Linked DNA regions of Homo sapiens: region 1 is linked to region 2. A link is a loop called in an ENCODE intact Hi-C map of the cell type or tissue named here. Cell type or tissue: PC-9. All regions are shown on one strand. Each heading gives the region's core, and the rest is flanking DNA. Links, peaks and the distances in the headings are about the cores only.

Evidence for each region. A loop is a pair of places that touch in the nucleus more often than their neighbours do. Peaks named below come from ENCODE experiments on the same cell type or tissue, not always from the same donor. Only the 100,000 strongest peaks of a DNase experiment are listed, where the experiment ranks them.
Region 1: a loop joins it to region 2, with 8 times the contacts of the local background. A loop is called at or near these places in 4 of 110 quality-filtered maps.

The regions. Positions count from the first base shown.
Region 1 is chr3:108,875,704-108,884,574 of GRCh38, forward strand. No RefSeq gene overlaps it. Among named protein-coding and RNA genes, the nearest start is that of TRAT1, 57 kb to the left of the region's middle. In PC-9, for the core only: a CTCF peak has its summit at 4,431 (motif pointing left); no DNase peak of the experiment used is centred there.
Region 2 is chr3:108,658,290-108,667,160 of GRCh38, forward strand. DZIP3 (DAZ interacting zinc finger protein 3) reads left to right here. Exons shown (of 33, transcript NM_014648.4): 20 at 3,588-3,683; 21 at 3,841-3,968. Among named protein-coding and RNA genes, the nearest start is that of DZIP3, 73 kb to the left of the region's middle. In PC-9, for the core only: CTCF peaks have their summits at 4,044 (motif pointing right) and 4,245; a DNase peak (open chromatin) is centred at 4,052.

The DNA of each region.
Region 1 (8,871 bases), core at 758-8,757, 220 kb after region 2:
TAATGTTTTCAATAATTGCTTGATTTCACATTATCGTATTTGAAGGCCAGTCCTCCTTTGGAGTATGCAAATAAGAAACTTAAGAGACAGAGGGGTTAGTACTTTATTTAGGATCCTGTCATTGTTACCTGTTACTGCCTACAAAGACCCATATTTAGACCATACAGTCTACTTAGAAATACCCACCCAAATGCACAGGCATCTCTTTGCAGAAATAAGCCATGCTTGTGCTTTGTTGCCACTGCCCTGCTTTTTAGCCTCCAATTTTACACTGGAGCATTTACATCAAGTAAACCTTTCTTGATGTAGGGAAGATATTATGGGAAAAGACTGAGTATTATAACATAGGAAAGAATTACCTTTCTCACACCACATGTATTTGCTTTTGCCATATTTAATTGTTTGCCTACAATGTGGCAGCATAGTTTTAGACACTGGGGTTATAAAGAGGAATGCATGAGTCTCTGCCCTCAAGAAGATTCAAATCAGTGCAATTCCATCTACTCTGCATTGCTGAATTAAGTCAGAAAAGTCTCAGGTCCTTCATTAGCAGTGGTTGGCAGAGCTACATTGTTCTCGGATGCTGGCTGCTAGGCGAGTTGGTGTTTTATTTTTCAGAAATTTATAGCCCTAAAGTGTTATTAGGGCCAGAGGGAAGGGGGAAAGGGCAACTTTCCCTCTTAAGACTTTTGTTTAATGATTGCACCAGATTCACTATGGCTCAAATGGCTGACACTAAGTACACTAAATATTAAGAAAGCAATATCACAAAATTGACTTTTTAAGTGTTGACATTGTGTCCTGATTATTTTACTTGGCTGCTGTTTGTCAATGTTAGCTGCACTAAAATGATACAAATTTCTGTCTTGAAAATTTTATTGTCCTCATTTTCTACCCATGATAATTAAAGAAGTAAAGATAATTGGGCAAATGAAGATGAAAAAAGCATGGTAATCACTTGTCATTCTATTCTAATCAGCAGATAATTCATCTAATTTAGACACATTACTATTTAATCTACCACCTTTCAATTTGGGTAATGTTGCACTCTAATCAGGAGAATTAAAAGCTTATTCAATTATAAAGGGATGTTCCATAAGGTGGAAAAACAGGAAGATCTTAGTTATTTCTATGTGCATTTTGCTTAATAGCATTACTTATGTCACCAGTGAAAGGCAAACTCTTCAGCTCTACTTTTGGAGGGCTTCAATGAAAAGTAAATAAAAGCTTGCTTAATCAATACCTCATGTTCAATAGGAAAAAAGAAACGATTCTAAAGAAAAGTGAAAACAAAAGGCTCTACTGAAATTTCAAATTGGTCTCATTTCTCCAAAATTAAATATACTCATATGAAATCATTCCACTGGTTCTTTCAGATTTAGTAATTTTATCACACTTCATTCATAATAGCCTTTTCCTTTCATCTGTAGATACAAGAGAAAAAAGCCCACCAAACAACATAATGACAAACAGCTGTTGGATATGATAGACATTTCCTAGGGAAAAATATGCTTAATATTATTTTTTCATGTTTTGTAAGTTGCTTGTCATGGAACAGTTTGTTTATAATGTATTTGTCATTTTACATAAAAAATGGGAGATTATGCAATGAGTCTAATTACATTCATTCTGCATGTTAAAAGCAGTTTTTCCCTGAGTATGGCTAGGAAAAGAATTCCTACCAAAAATTCAAAGTTTACACCAGTTCTGCACTGCTGTCTCTTACCTGTCATGCTGGGCAGCAGCAGTTGATTCTGACATTTTTGTTTTTGTATATTTCCAAGAGATCTCAGAAAAGCACTGTAGTGGAGCCATAATATCTGAGACACAGAATTCTCCCTATACCCCAAGAACTCTCAAGGGTCTTGTGGGGTCCCACTAGGATAGGCTTCAAAGAAAAGGGCTTTGTCACTTTTCTGACAAAACATTAAACGCAAGAGGAAAGCCCTTCTACTTGTTCTATACTAAAATTCAATTTCATTTCAAAAATAAAAGTTGAGTTAAACTATTTGCTACTTGTTGAATAGATTCTTAAGTTTTTCAAGGAGCTAAATCTTTTCCTAGCCAGAATGTCTAAAAAGTCAGGGGTCATTTTTGGTAAATGTTTAGCTATGATTATGTTTTTGTTTTCTAAGATGCTGGCTGAGTAGCTTGGATACAGATGTAACCGTTAATAGAAGGATTTGAGGATTTTATTTTTAAATCTAAAATTTTACAAATCTACAGAGTTGTCTGAGTTGTCTAAGAACATTAGAAAAGAATTGATTCATTCTTGGGCCTCTGCTTTGTCCTCTTGCTGTTGCTGAGAGAACTGCCCTAGGCAATTTATCAAGCAGAGGTACCCATTTACTATACCACACGACCCAAGACTGAGCCAAGGGATTCCATGGCCACTGACCTACAATGTGATGTTATAGGAGCTTTGTCAATTCACTGGATGAGTCAGATTCTTTTTTTTTTAAATCTAGAGATTATTGAGAAAACCACATAGTTGGTAGTAGGTTTGGACTGAGAAAGGCAGAGGGAAGCAGAGGGATAAAGAATACCTAAGAAATACAGTAGAATATTAAGACAGGGATCCATGTATAAATGCTTCCAAAGGAACATGTAATAGAGTTCATCTTTTGTCATCATCACAGCTGCTGTCACTCAGACCACCAGAGCTATTGCTGCATCATGAAAAATTTCTACCTCAACGAAGCTTGGAAGGTCATTTATTCATTCAGCAGATATTTATTGAGCACTTCCTATATGTCAGGCACTGTTTTTAATGTGGACAACACAGCAATAAAATAGACAATACATCATACCCTGCATGGGTTTATATTTTAATGGAGAGAGGCGAAAAGTAAAGAAACTAAAATAGTAAAATGCATGGGAGAGAGGAGAAAAGTAAACAAACTAAAATAGTAAAGTGCATGGTATATTAGAAGAGGAAATTGCTACGGAGAATATAAAGCAAGAAGAGGAACATGGAGGGTAGAGAAAGTGACAGATGGTTGCAGCGTTAACCAAGATGGTAAGGAAAGGCCTGGGAAGGTTATACATTTGAACAAAGATCTGCAAGAAGTGAAGGAGCTATCCACGAGGATACATATGGGGCAAGAGTGTTGCAGACAAAGGAAAGAACTAATGCAAAGATCCTGAGGTGGGGATAAGCCCCACATGTGAGAGGAACACCATGGTTGCATCAGATTGAGTGAGGGGCAGAATAGGAGGAAGTGAGGTCAAAAGGGTGGGTGCAGAATTTGTAGGGCCTTGTAAGCCATTGTACAGATTTCTGCTTTTACCCTGAGGGTGGTTGGGGAACACGTGGGAAAATTTTCAGCAGTGATCAGACTCATGTTTTAATAGGATCCCTATGGATTCTGTAATAAATATAGAAAGTAGCGGGTAGGGGCAAGCAGTCATGAGATCATTCCAATAATTCAGATGAGAGACGGTCGTGGTTTGGACCACAGTAGAGACTGTGATGAAGGTGAATAGTGTTTGGATTCTGGGCATATATTTTGGGTATGTCCATGTTCCTTTGCGAATTATGTAGATTCTTATTTACTGAACTCAAGAAGAGACTACATGTGGAATAAAAATGCATTAATCAGAAAAATTAATTGACTGGCTTCTGCTTCTGGAAGGATTGAGTAGAAGTACTTATCCCTATTCCCTCTGTTAAATACAAGTAAAACTCCGGACGTTATACATAAGAAAACTCTGGACATTATATGGAGAGAAGCAGCCAACCAGCTAGGGCCCTAGAGACTCAGAAAACAACAAAGCAGTGAGTTCCCCGGTTTCCCTTTCTGTATCATATATTCCTTACTGGGAACTGAAGAAGCCAGAGACCTGAAAATGCCAATGAGCACGGACAAAAAGGCCTTCTCTCTCTAAAAGGACCAGGATAGGGAAGCCTAGCAAGACAGAAAACTTTTAGCTATAACCTCTCTATTCCATTCAAACAGCATGAAGAAAACTGTGGCCTCCCTCCCACCCATGCAGACAAACTCACTGTGGGAAGTTACACTTCCTCACTCAATAAACTGCAATGAGGCATTCCAAAATTCCCACCGGGGCAGTGTTAACAAAGTCCAAGTAGCGAGGCAGGATTTTCATCCCAAAACCACCCATCCTGATAACAAGGCCCCACCGTTTATCCCATGGTGGTATCTGCAGAGATCACTGGAGGACCCTGGACTTCTTACCCAGCTGTAATGAGGCACTCTTCCTCTCACCACATGGGGAAGAAGATGTCAGAAGAAACTTAGTGGAGAGTCACGACACTCAGTTTCACCAGCAGCAATGAGACCACCCCACGCTAGTGTCAGTGGAGACCCCATCAGCAGCAGAAACTCTCCCCCAATCTAGCAGTAACAAGGACTTCCCACCTGTCCTCAGGAGGCTGGGTAGGGAACCTAGACTTCTGCTTCCACCTAGCGGTAACAAGGCAGTGCCCCTCTACACTTGTCAGAGCTCTTAGAAAAACCAGTTAAAATAGTCTAAATATGATTGAGTCTCCTTAACATAAGACAAAAATGTCCAGGTTTCAATTTTTAAAAATACTATCAGCCAGGCGCGTGGCTCACGCCTGAAATCCCAGCACTTCGGGAGGTCGAGGCGGGCGGATCACGAGGTCAGGAGATCGAGACCATCCTGGCTAACACGGTGAAACCCCGTCTCTACTAAAAATACAAAAAATTAGCCGGGCGCGGCGGCGGACCTGTAGTCCCAGCTACTCGGGAGGCTGAGGCAGGAGAATGGTGTGAACCCGGGAGGCAGAGCTTGCAGTGAGCCCAGATAGCGCCACTGCACTCCGGCCTGGGCGAAAGAGCAAGACTCGGTCTCAAAAAAAAAAAAAAAAAAAAAAAAAACCATCACATCATAGTAATACTAAGAACCAGGATGATTTCAACTGAATGGCAAAAGACAATCAATGAATGCTAACACCAAGAGAACCAAGATGCAACAATGATCTGAAAGAGATTTTAAAGCAGCCATAACAAAAATACATAGATGAGCAATTATGAACATGCTTGAGATGAATGATGAACTAGAAAGCCTCAGCAAGGAAATAAAAGATATGAAGAAGAACCAAAGGGAAATTTTAGAACAACCACCAAAATGAACACCTCAGTGGATGGGCTCAAGAGCAGAATGGAGAGGACAGGAGAATCAGTGAACTGGGAGACTGAGCAATGAAAGTTACCCAGTGTGAACAAAAGAGAGGAAAGTAGACTGAACGAATAAACAGAGCCTTGGAAATATGTGGGATTATAACAGATCTAATATGTATGTCATTGGTGTTTCCAAAAGAGAGGAGAAAAAGAATGGGACTGAAATGGTATTCAAAGAAATCATAGCTAGAAATTCCCCAGATTCAGCAAGAGACATAAACCTGCACATTAAAAGAAACTGACTGGCGGGGGGCGGTGGTTCATGCCTGTAATCCCAGCACTTTGGGAGGCTGAGGTGGGCGGATCACGAGGTCAGGAGATTGAGACCATCCTGGCTAACATGGTGAAACCCCGTCTCTACTAAAAATACAGAAATAGCCGGGCGTGGTGGCGGGTGCCTGTAGTCCCAGCTACTCGGGAGGCTGAGGCAGGAGAATGGCGTGAACCCGGGAGACGGAGCTTGCAGTGAGCCGAGATCACGCCACTGCACTCCAGCCTGGGCGACAGAGCGAGACTCCGTCTCAAAAAAAAAAAAAAAAAGGAAGCTGACTGAACCAAAAGCAGGATAAACCCAAAGACATTCATAGCTTGAATGGGTATTGAATTTTGTCAAATGCCTTCTCTGCATCAATTGATATGATCATGTGATTTTTCCTCTTTGATCTTTTAATATGATTGATTTTCAAATATTAGACCTAACTTCCATCCCTGGAATAAACTACACTTGCTGGTGGTGTATAATTCTCATAATATATTGCTGAATTTGATTTGCTAATATATTGCTGAGGTTTCACATCTGTATTCATGAGGGAAACCAAAATCTCTGAAAGATTTTTTTAAAGATATAAATAAATTTATTCTAAAATTTATGTGGACAGGCAAGGCAACTAGATATAGCTAAAACAATTTTGAAAAAGAGAAATAAAGTGAAAGTAATCAGTCTACCCAATTTCAATACTTATTATATAGCTAAGATAATCAAGATTGTGTGGTATTGTCAGAAGAACAGACACATACATATCAATGGAACAGAATAGAGAACTCAGAAACAGACTCACAAGAAATATGCCCAGCTGATTCATCACAAAGTTGCTAATGTATTTCAATAAAGAAAAGAGCCTTTACAACTAAAGATGCTGGAGCAATTGGACATCCACAGATGAAAAAATAAGCATTAATCTAAGACCTATATCTTATATAAAAATTAACTCAACGTAGATTACAGACATAAATGTAAAATGCAAAACTATAAAATGGAAAAAAAAAACATTGGGCTCTAGCACTAGTCAAAGACTTCTTAGACTTCACATCAAAATCACTACCTATAAAAGAAAAAAATGGAAAAATTGTTATCAAATTTAAAACTTTAGTCTGTGAAAGACCCAGACCCTGTTAAGAGGATGAAAAGATAAACTACAGATGGAAAGAAAATATTTGCAAAACACGTATCTGACAAAAGACTAGTATCTAAAAATATATAATGAACCCTCAAAATTCAACAGTTAAAAAAATTCCATTGGAAAATGGGCAAAAGACATGAACAGATATTTCACTAAACAGGTTATACAGATTGCAAATAAGTACATTGAACGGTGTTCAACGTCATTAGACATTAGGAAAACACAATTAAAAACCACAAAGAGAGGCAGGTGCAATAGTGCATGGCTGTAGTCTCAGCTACTCAGGAGGCTGACACAGGAGGATCCCTTGAGCTCAGGAGTTGAAGACCAGCCTGGGCAAGATAGTGAGACATCATCTCCAAAAAATAAAAAAAATTTAAAAAAAAACTACAAAGAGTTATCACTATATAGCTATAAGAATGGCTAAAATAAAAAATAGTGACAACACCAAATGCTAGTGGAGATGTAGAGAAACTGAATCATTCACACTGTACTGGTGGGAATGTAAAATGGTACAGTCTCTTTGGAAAATAGTAAGGCAATTTGTTGAAAAAGGAAGCATGCAATTACCATATAACCCAGCAATTTCTTCTGAGCATTTATCTCACACCTATACCTGAATTTTTATAGCAGCATTGTTCATAGTCACCCCAAACCAGAAACAACCCATATGTCCTTCACTGGTGACTAGTTAAGCAAACTATGGTATACTCATATCATGGAATACTAACTCAGCAATAGAAAGGAACTGACTAATGATACATGCAACATGAATTAATCTCCAGAGAATTATGCTGGGTTTTAAAAGCAAGTTCCAAAAGGTTACATATTGTATAATTCTATTTATATATCATTCTTTAAATGACAAAATTATAGAAATGGAGAACAGTTAGGCCGGGCGCTGTGACTCACACCTATAATCCCAGCACCTTGGGAGGCCAAGGCAGATGGATCACGATGTCAGGAGATCGAGACCATCCTGGCCAACATGGTGAAACCTCATCTCTACTAAAAATACAAAAATTAGCTGGGCATAGTGGCACGTGCCTGTAATCCCAGCTACACAGGAGGCTGAGCAGGAGAATCGCTTGACCAGGGAATTGGAGGTTGTAGTGAGCCAAGATTGTGCCACTGCACTCTAGTCTGGGCAACAGAGTGAGACTCCGTCTCAAAATAAAAAAAAAGAAAAAGAAAAAGAAAAGAAAAGAAATGGAGAACAGTTTAGTGGTCATCAGGTGTTGAGGAGGTGGAGGCAGGAAGGAAGTGGGTGGGATTATAAAAGGGCAACATGAGATCCTTGTGGTGATGGAAATATTCTGTAGCTTGACTGTGTCAATGTCAATGTAATATAGTACCTATTGTGATATTTTACTGTGGTTTTGATAGCTGTCACCATTAGAGGAAATGAGTGAAAGATCTCTGTATATTTCTTATAATTACATGTTAATCTATAATTATCACAAAATAAAAAGTTTAATTTTTAAAAAAAGCAAATACATGAAAATCAGTATGGAAAAATAAACAAAGTGGTGCTAACCAATCTGAGTCCAAGATTGAAGTTGTGCTATTACCAACATTGGCAAGTAATTATAATTAATTTAAAATCGAATTAAATATTTTTTCTTTCAAAAATATTTGTTTTCTTCCAGGTAATGAAAAACCTACATAATCCTTCCCCCTTGTGCTTTTGCACCAATTCAACAACAACGCCTTTGCAAAAACAAGGAAAGGCACTGAAATGTACCCTTTCCAAGATCTCAAACATATTCTGAAAGTGGCCAGATAATGTCCTTCATGTTCACTGAATTAATAACTGAACTAACATTGTTTGTAAAACCTTGAGCTGAATTGGTCTGGCCCTTTCCTAGTGCTTGTTCAGAGTTGCAATTTTATACTCATAATGTAATTTACTTGATTAACAACTCCTCTGGCTTGTAAACTCCAAAAGGACATGGTCCATGCCTGGCTTTATTAACTTTGTCTCCATATGGTCTATCCCAGAGTCCGGTGCATATAAGTCTACCATATACAATAGATGCTTGATGAATTGAAGAATGCATTAATAAATGACTCTTTCTGTCTCTGCTCACTTCATCATTACCACTGCCCTAGCAGGAAAGAGCCTCATAGACTTATCTTTCAGCCTAGGGAATGCACTAGGCAGTTAGCTCATTGGGACCTATGGTTAGATTGATCTCGAAGCATCTTTCCCACTCCATTTTTGTTTATAAGGTTAAGGGATATTCAGCTGTACCTAGGGTTGTAGCTGCTGCTGCTTCTACTTCTCCTATTTCTATTAGAAG
Region 2 (8,871 bases), core at 482-8,481:
CTCTCAGACCACAGTGCAATCAAAGTAGAACTCAAGATTAAGAAACTCACTCAAAACCGCTCAACTACATGGAAACTGAACAACCTGCTCCTGAATGACTACTGGGTACATAACGAAATGAAGGCAGAAATAAAGATGTTCTTTGAAACCAACGAGAACAAAGACACAACATACCAGAATCTCTGGGACACATTCAAAGCAGTGTGTAGAGGGAAATTTGTAGCACTAAATGCCCACAAGAGAAAGCAGGAAAGATCTAAAATTGACACCCTAACATCACAATTAAAAGAACTAGAGAAGCAAGAGCAAACACATTCAAAAGCTAGCAGAAGGCAAGAAATAACTAAGATCAGAGCAGAACTGAAGGGGATAGAGACACAAAAAACCCTTCAAAAAATCAATGAATCCAGGAGCTGGTTTTTTGAAAAGATCAACAAAATTGATAGACCGCTAGCAAGACTAATAAAGAAGAAAAGAGAGAAGAATCAAATAGACACAATAAAAAATGATAAAGGGGATATCACCACCAATCCCACAGAAATACAAACTACCATCAGAGAATACTATAAACACCTCTACGCAAATAAACTAGAAAATCTAGAAGAAATGGATAAATTCCTCGACATATACACCCTCCCAAGACTAAACCAGGAAGAAGTTGAATCTCTGAATAGACCAATAACAGGCTCTGAAATTGAGGCAATAATTAATAGCTTACCAACCAAAAAAAAGTCCAGGACCAGATGGATTCACAGCCGAATTCTACCAGAGGTACAAGGAGGAGCTGGTACCATTCCTTCCGAAACTATTCCAATCAATAGAAAAAGAGGGAATCCTCCCTAACTTGTTTTATGAGGCCAGCATCATCCTGATAGCAAAGCCGGGCAGAGACATAACAAAAAAAGAGAATTTTAGACCAATATCCCTGATGAACATCGATGCAAAAATCCTCAATAAAATACTGGCAAACTGAATCCAGCAGCACATCAAAAAGCTTATCCACCATGATCAAGTGGGCTTCATCACTGGGATGCAAGGCTGGTTCAACATACGCAAATCAATAAATCCAGCATATAAACAGAACCAAAGACAAAAACCACATGATATCTCAATAGATGCAGAAAAGGCCTTTGACAAAATTCAACAACGCCTTCATGCTAAAAACTCTCAATAAATTAGGTATTGATGGGATGTATCTCAAAATAGTAAGAGCTATCTATGACAAACCCACAGCCAATATCATACTGAATGGGCAAAAACTGGAAGCATTCCCTTTGAAAACTGGCACAAGACAGGGATGCCCTCTCTCACCACTCCTATTCAACATAGTGTTGGAAGTTCTGGCCAGGGCAATCAGGCAGGAGAAGGAAATAAAGGGTATTCAATTAGGAAAAGAGGAAGTCAAATTGTCCCTGTTTGCAGATGACATGATTGTATGTCTAGAAAACTCCATCATCTCAGCCCAAAATCTCCTTAAGCTGATAAGCAACTTCAGCAAAGTCTCAGGATATAAAATCAATGTGCAAAAATCACAAGCATTCTTATACACCAATAACAGACAAACAGAGAGCCAAATCATGAGTGAACTCCCATTCACAATTGCTTCAAAGAGAATAAAATACCTAGGAATCCAACTTACAAGGGATGTGAAGGACCTCTTCAAGGAGAACTACAAACCACTGCTCAACAAAATAAAAGAGGATACAAAGAAATGGAAGAACATTCCATGCTCATGGGTAGGAAGAATCAATATTGTGAAAATGGCCATACTGCCCAAGGTAATTTATAGATTCAATTCCATCCCCATCAAGCTACCAATGACTTTTTTCACAGAATTGGAAAAAACCACTTTAAAGTTCATATGGAACCAAAAAAGAGCCTGCATTGCGAAGTCAATCCTAAGGCACAAGAACAAAGCTGGAGGCATCACACTACCTGACTTCAAAGTATACTACAAGGCTACAGTAACGAAAACAGCATGGTACTGGTACCAAAACAGAGATATAGACCAATGGAACAGAACGGAGCCCTCAGAAATAATGCCACATATCTACAACTATCTGATCTTTGAAAAACCTGACAAAAACAGAAATTGGGAAAGGATTCCCTATTTAATAAATGGTGCTGGGAAAACTGGCTAGCCATATGTAGAAAGCTGAAACTGGATCCCTTCCTTACACCTTGTACAAAAACCAATTCAAGATGGATTAAAGACTTAAATGTTAGACCTAAAACCATAAAAACCCTAGAAGAAAACCTAGGCAATACCATTCAGGACATAGGCATGGGCAAGGACTTCATGTCTAAAACACCAAAAGCAATGGCAACAAAAGCCAAAATTGACAAATGGGATCTAATTAAACTAAAGAGCTTCTGCACAGCAAAAGAAACTACCATCAGAGTCAACAGGCAACCTACAGAATGGGAGAAAATTTTTGCAACCTACTCATCTGACAAAGGGCTAATATCCAGAATCTGCAATGAACTCAAACAAATTTACAAGAAAAAAACAACCCCATCAACAGGTGGGCAAAGGATATGAACAGACACTTCTCAAAAGAACACATATATGCAGCCAAAAGACAGATGAAAAAATACTCATCATCACTGGCCATCAGAGAAATGCAAATCAAAACCACAATGAGATACCATCTCACACCAGTTAGAATGGCAGTCATTAAAAAGTCAGGAAACAACAGGTGCTGGAGAGGATATGGAGAAATAGGAACACTTTTACACTGTTGGTGGGACTGTAAACTAGGTCAACCATTGTGGAAGTCCATGTGGCGATTCCTCAGGGATCTAGAACTAGAGATACCATTTGACCCAGCCATCCCATTACTGGGTATATACCCAAAGGATTATAAATCATGCTGCTATAAAGATACATGCACACGTATGTTTATTGCAGCACTATTCACAATAGCAAAGACTTGGAACCAACCCAAATGTCCAACAATGATAGACTGGATTAAGGAAATGTGGCACATATACACCACGGAATACTATGCAGCCATAAAAAATGATGAGTTCATGTCCTTTTTAGGGACATGGAAGAAGCTGGAAACCATCATTCTCAGCAAACTATCGCAAGGACAAAAAACGAAACACCACATGTTCTCACTCATAGGTGGGAATTGAACAATGAGAACACATGGACACAGGAAGGGGAACATCACACATCGGGGCCTGTTGTGAGGTGGAGGGAGGGGGAAGAGATAGCATTATGAGATATACCTAATGTTAAATGACGAGTTAATGGGTGCAGCACACCAACATGGCACATGTATACATATGTAACAAACCTGCACATTGTGCACATGTACCCTAAAACTTAAAGTATAATAATTAAAAAAAAAGAAATGGTAAGCATGCCGGTAGTGGTATCCAGCAGCAGCAGCAACAGGCAAGTAACTGGTACTGTTTATTAAATGCTGTAATTGAGGGGAGGTGGGTTTATCTAAATTGAGTGTTTGACTTGAGACAAAAAACGTGAAAGGAGTTAGATGGCAACTTTAAATCCCTTTCAAATAACTAAAATTTTTTTTTGAGGAAAATAATACATGCATATTTCCTGTGCTCAATAGGGCTCAGCTGGCAAAGTAACTACAGACTATGGAGAAACTGAAAAGGAAAGGCTTGCTCGTCAAAGGCAGCTTTATAAATTGCACTATCAGTGTGAAGTAAGTATTTTTGCCATTAGATCTGATGGAAGTGAGAAGTATTTCAAATATTAAACTTACTGGTGCTTTCTGTTTGAAAAGAACTTAGTTTGCTTTTTTCTTTCAATTTCTGGTGACTTGAACATAATTATCTGAAATAATATTTTTTATTGATCAGGATTTCAAAAGACAGTTGAGAACAGTGACTTTTCGGTGGCAAGAAAACCAAATGCAGATTAAAAAGAAAGACAAAATTATCGCATCTCTTAATCAACAAGTTGCTTTTGGAATCAATAAGGTTTCCAAGTAAGTGTAAATCTTTTGATAAAGGGAAATTCTGCGCCGTAATAAACAGTATCTTTAATAGTTAATCTCTGCATAACCACTAGGTGGCACTGTGACTACACATTAGGAACCTCAACCACACGACTGCACTTGTTTAAAAACCAACCATATTTTTGTCTTGCCAACTGGATTGAGAAATAAGCAGCTGCTCACACTATATATCAAGCTTTTCATGTATTGGCTGAACAAGTGTGAAAAGAATAGAATTACATGAGAAAGATAATTAACTTTCAGGTCATGACTCTAATTTGTAAAAATGTGACCAATGATTGGCTGTTTCTATATAGTATATGAGTACATTCCTTAAAGACACCAAGGAATCAGTTGAGTGTATTTTTATGTTGGTCTTTCATTTGTGTTCTAAGCCTGCGAGATTGAAAACAAATCTTTTTGTTTGTTTGTTTGACTGGGAGAGACTCTTTCCCCCCTTACCCCAATCTCTTTTCTCCTAAACCTGAAGTATTAAATGCCTTCAGACCAAAAATTCTGACTGACTTAGGGAAAAATTAGTAACCTGCTTTGTTCTTTTTGTACTAATCACTGCTTCCAACCTGTATTTGTTTAAATAGTAGCATAGTTTGTAGCACATTATTTTAATAAACAGTAATACCATAAGACACCAGCCATCCAAGAAGTCTAGTTTAAAATCCATTGCAGTTTCTAGAATGCTGATAGGGAGAATAGAAAAGTGCTTCGAATGTCTTTGAATGGGGAGTCCAAGATATTTCTTATAAATTGGGGAAATATTTGCCAGAGATTTAGGTCTTAATTTTTCTCTCATATATTGTATCTACTACATGAAGGGGTTATCAGGAAGAACTAGGTGCCATAGTTCTGACAACATAATTTCACTTACAAACATTGTCAGACTTACCCTGACTAGAGTTAGAGAGATCCTTCAAGTTCAGAAGGCTGTGAGGACTTAAGAAAACTTAGACAAACGAAGCTGGCTGCAATCACTTAAGAAACTTTACTTTAGGCCGGATGCGGTGGCTCATGCCTGTAATCCCAGCACTTTGGGAGGCTGAGGCGGGTGGATCACTTGAGGTTGGGAGTTCGAAACCAGCCTGACCAACATGGAAAAACCCCATCTCTACTAAAAATACAAAATTAGCCAGGCATGGTGGCGCATGCCTGTAGTCCCAGCTACTCGGGAGGCTGAGGCAGGAGAATCGCTTGAACCCAGGAGGCGGAGGTTGCAGTGAGCCGAGATCGTGCCGTTGCACTCCAGTCTGGGGAACAAGAGCAAAAGTCTGTCTCAAAAAAAAAAAAAAAAGAAACTGTACTTCAGCATTCAAAACTTCATCTTTTAGCCTAAAGGGGATGACCAGTCCAGAAATATGTCATATAATATCAAAGATTAGAAAAGCATTGCCATCAATGCAGATGAGCTACCTCTCTTCCATCTGAAGATATCCCTCCGCAACTCTTTACCGCTGACCCATGCACTCTTACATGCTTCAGGCTATAAGCAGTCCACTTTTGCTGATGCATATGTCTTCACAAAATGAACATTTCGTGTTGGGCATTCACCAAACATTTATCAAGGGCCTACTATATTAGAAAACTTATGGAAGGCACATGTAGAAGATACCAAGATGTGTGAGACATTCATTATGATCTAATGGAGAGTGTAGATTAACATGTAAGGATAAAATTACATAAAACAGAGACTTCCAGGTCCACCAAAATGTATAGTCCTATTCCTCACAGCTGTTTCTTCTTGAAACTTAAGCACCCTGGATATAGCACAACAGACAAGCATAGGAACACTCTAGAAGACGGAATAAGAAAGCATGCTGTCTAAAGACATTGAGACTTGAGGAATGAGCTGGCAGTAAGTTTTCTCCTTTGCCTCCCATATATCTCGGGACACTGCAGAAGCCTTCAACCTGGAATTGCTAATAAGCACAGGGGGAGAAAAGCCTGTCCCTTCTAGCCAAAGGATCAGTAAAAGGAAATTATAACAATAGAAAGGCTTTTTGACAATACCCACCGTACTGCAGCCACACACCAGTGGCCCCACACCACCCCTTGGAAGTAGGCAGTACATGCTGATTCTCCTACCTAACATAAGTAAGTAGCAGCAATCTTATTTTCCTGCTGGGGTAGTGTTGGCAGTAGTAAGCAAGCAGCTGACTTCCAAGTTCCACTGGGGAGAAGGAGACAGTGCTTTAATTCCTCTGCCAGGATGTGTCAGTGTGGTCCAGCTGAAAGCTGAACCTCTGCTGCTACCCAGCACCAATGTTACTTAAGCCAGTCTGAGACAAAACTAGTCAATACTAGGCTTCATCCTTACTCCCTCTCACTAGGAATTAAGTCTTCACCCATGGGGCTAGTTGGTATTCCCTTTTCCCCCCTTCCCTCAGCTGGTGCCAGAAGGGCACAACAGGGAGCTGAACTTCTGCCTCCACCCTGCAGCAACAAAGTATTGTCAGTCCTTTGCTTTCTCCTTTCCTAATGTCAGCAGGGCCCAGCAAGGAGCTGATCTTATATTCCACTTGGAGGCAAAAAGGCAGTGTGAGCTGGTGCTCCACTTTCATGGGAAGGTGTCAGTTGGACTGGGAGGGGAGCTGAACTTGTACATCTCTCGTCTGCACTGAGGCAGTGTGAGTCAGTGCCCACTTTTCCTGGGGTGCTTTTGGTAGAGCTCAGTGCAAAGCCATGCATACACACCTCCTTGGCTTTTACATTATGCCTCAACAGGAGACTGCCTGCTAAAAATAGGAAGATTAAATAGAACCCAGAGTCTCATAATATTCAAAATATCTAGGCTACATTAGAAAACACAGATCATACCAAGAACCAGGAAATTCAGACAAGAAAGGCAAAAGACCAACAAATGACAATATTAATATTATTCAGATATTGGAATTATCTGACAAAGATTTTAAAGCAACCATCATAAAAATGCTTCAACAAAATTGAATAATCTTGAGACAAATGAAAACCTAGAATATCTCAGTAAGGAAATAAGTTATAATAAAGAATGAAAATTATATACTAGAAAATACAGTGATTGAAATTAAAACTTGCTGGATATAATCACTAGTAAAGTGGAGATGACAGAGGATTGAATCAGTGAACTTGGGGACAGATGAATAGAATGAACTCAATCTGAAGAACAAAGAGAAAATAGACTGGGAGAAAAAAATTAAAAAGAGTCTAAAGGACCTTTGAGCCAATAACAAAAGAGCTAAAGTACTTGTCACTGGAATTTCAAAAAGAGAGCAGAATGAGAGAGAGACTGAAAAAGTATTCAAAGAAATACTGAAATTTCCCCAAATTTGATGAAATGTATAAATTTACAAATTCAGAAACTAAGTGAACCCCGAATAGCAAAAACTCAAATCCATGCTAAGACACATCATAACTTAACTTCTGAAAACAAAAGACAAAGAAAAGGCTTGAAAACAGGCAGAGAAAAACATTACTTATGAGAACAGTAATTTGAATGACAACAGATTTTTCGTTTGAAACCATGAAGGCCAGAATGAAGTGGCAGTTTATTCAATTACCGAAAGAAAAGAGCAGAACCATGAATCCTGTATTTAGCAAAAAATATTCTGTAGGAATAGAAGGAAATAAAGACAGTCTCAGACAATGGAAAATTATAAGAATTTATTGCTAGCAAATTCATATATCTTACCGTTAAAGTATGGCTATAGGAAGGTCTCTAAACTTTAAAAATATATATATAGTAGAAGCTTGAGACTTCAGAAAGGAAAGAAGACCATCAGAATGAGTAAAGAGTAAGATAAATAATAAGAAGTTGTCCTAATTAATTTCTTAAATCATATTTGATGGTTGAAGCAAAAATTTTAACACTATCTCGTGGAATTCAATGTATGTAGAAGAAACACCAGTATATTTGAAAAGTGAGGAGGGTAAAGGCACCTAAATGAGAATAAAGCTAGGGATATATCATGCAGATGTTTATTAAAAAAAAGTAAGAATGGCTATATTAAAATCAGATTAAATGGACTTCAGAAGAAAGAAGACTGTTGGACACAAAGAGGGACATTACATAATGATGAAAGGATCAATCCACAAGAACCTCAAGGTATATGTACCAAAAACAGCCTCAAAACACATGAAGTAAAACCTGATAGAGCTGAAAGGAGAAATGGAAAAGTTTACCATTATAATTGAACACTTCAAACTCCACTCTCAATTTATAGTACTACTAAACAGAAAATCAGCAAGGATATAGAAGACCTCAATAACCACCATCAACCAGCAGGACCTAACTGATATTTATAGAACACCCCACCCGACAACAGTAGAATACACATGCTTTCAAGTGACCACAGGATGTATCTACCAAGATAGACAATAACCTGGGCCATAAAACAAACCTCAACAACAAATTTAAGAGTTGAAATCATACAAAGCATGTTCTCAGGTCACAATGGAGTCAAATTAAACATCAGTAACGGAGAGATACCAAGAAACCTCCAAAGGCCTGGAAACTATGCAACCCATGTCTAAATAATCCATGGGTCAAAGAAGAGCTCTCAAGAGAAAATACATTGAATTTACATGAAAATACAATATGTCAAAATTTGTGCCACATAGCTGAGGCAGTGCTGAGATTATAACACTAAATACACACATTAGAAAAAGAGAAAAGTCTTCAGTGGATAATCCAAGCTCTCACTTCAAGATCCCAGAAAAAGAAAATCAAAATAGACTCAAAGCAAGCAGGAGGAAATAAGTTATAAAGATTAGAAATAATGGGAGCAGGATGCAGTGGTGCACACCTGTAGTCCCAGCTACTTGAGAGGCTGAGATGGGAGGATTGCTTGAACCCAGGAGTTACAGTTCAGCATGGGCAACATAGCAAGGCTCCATTTCAAAAAAA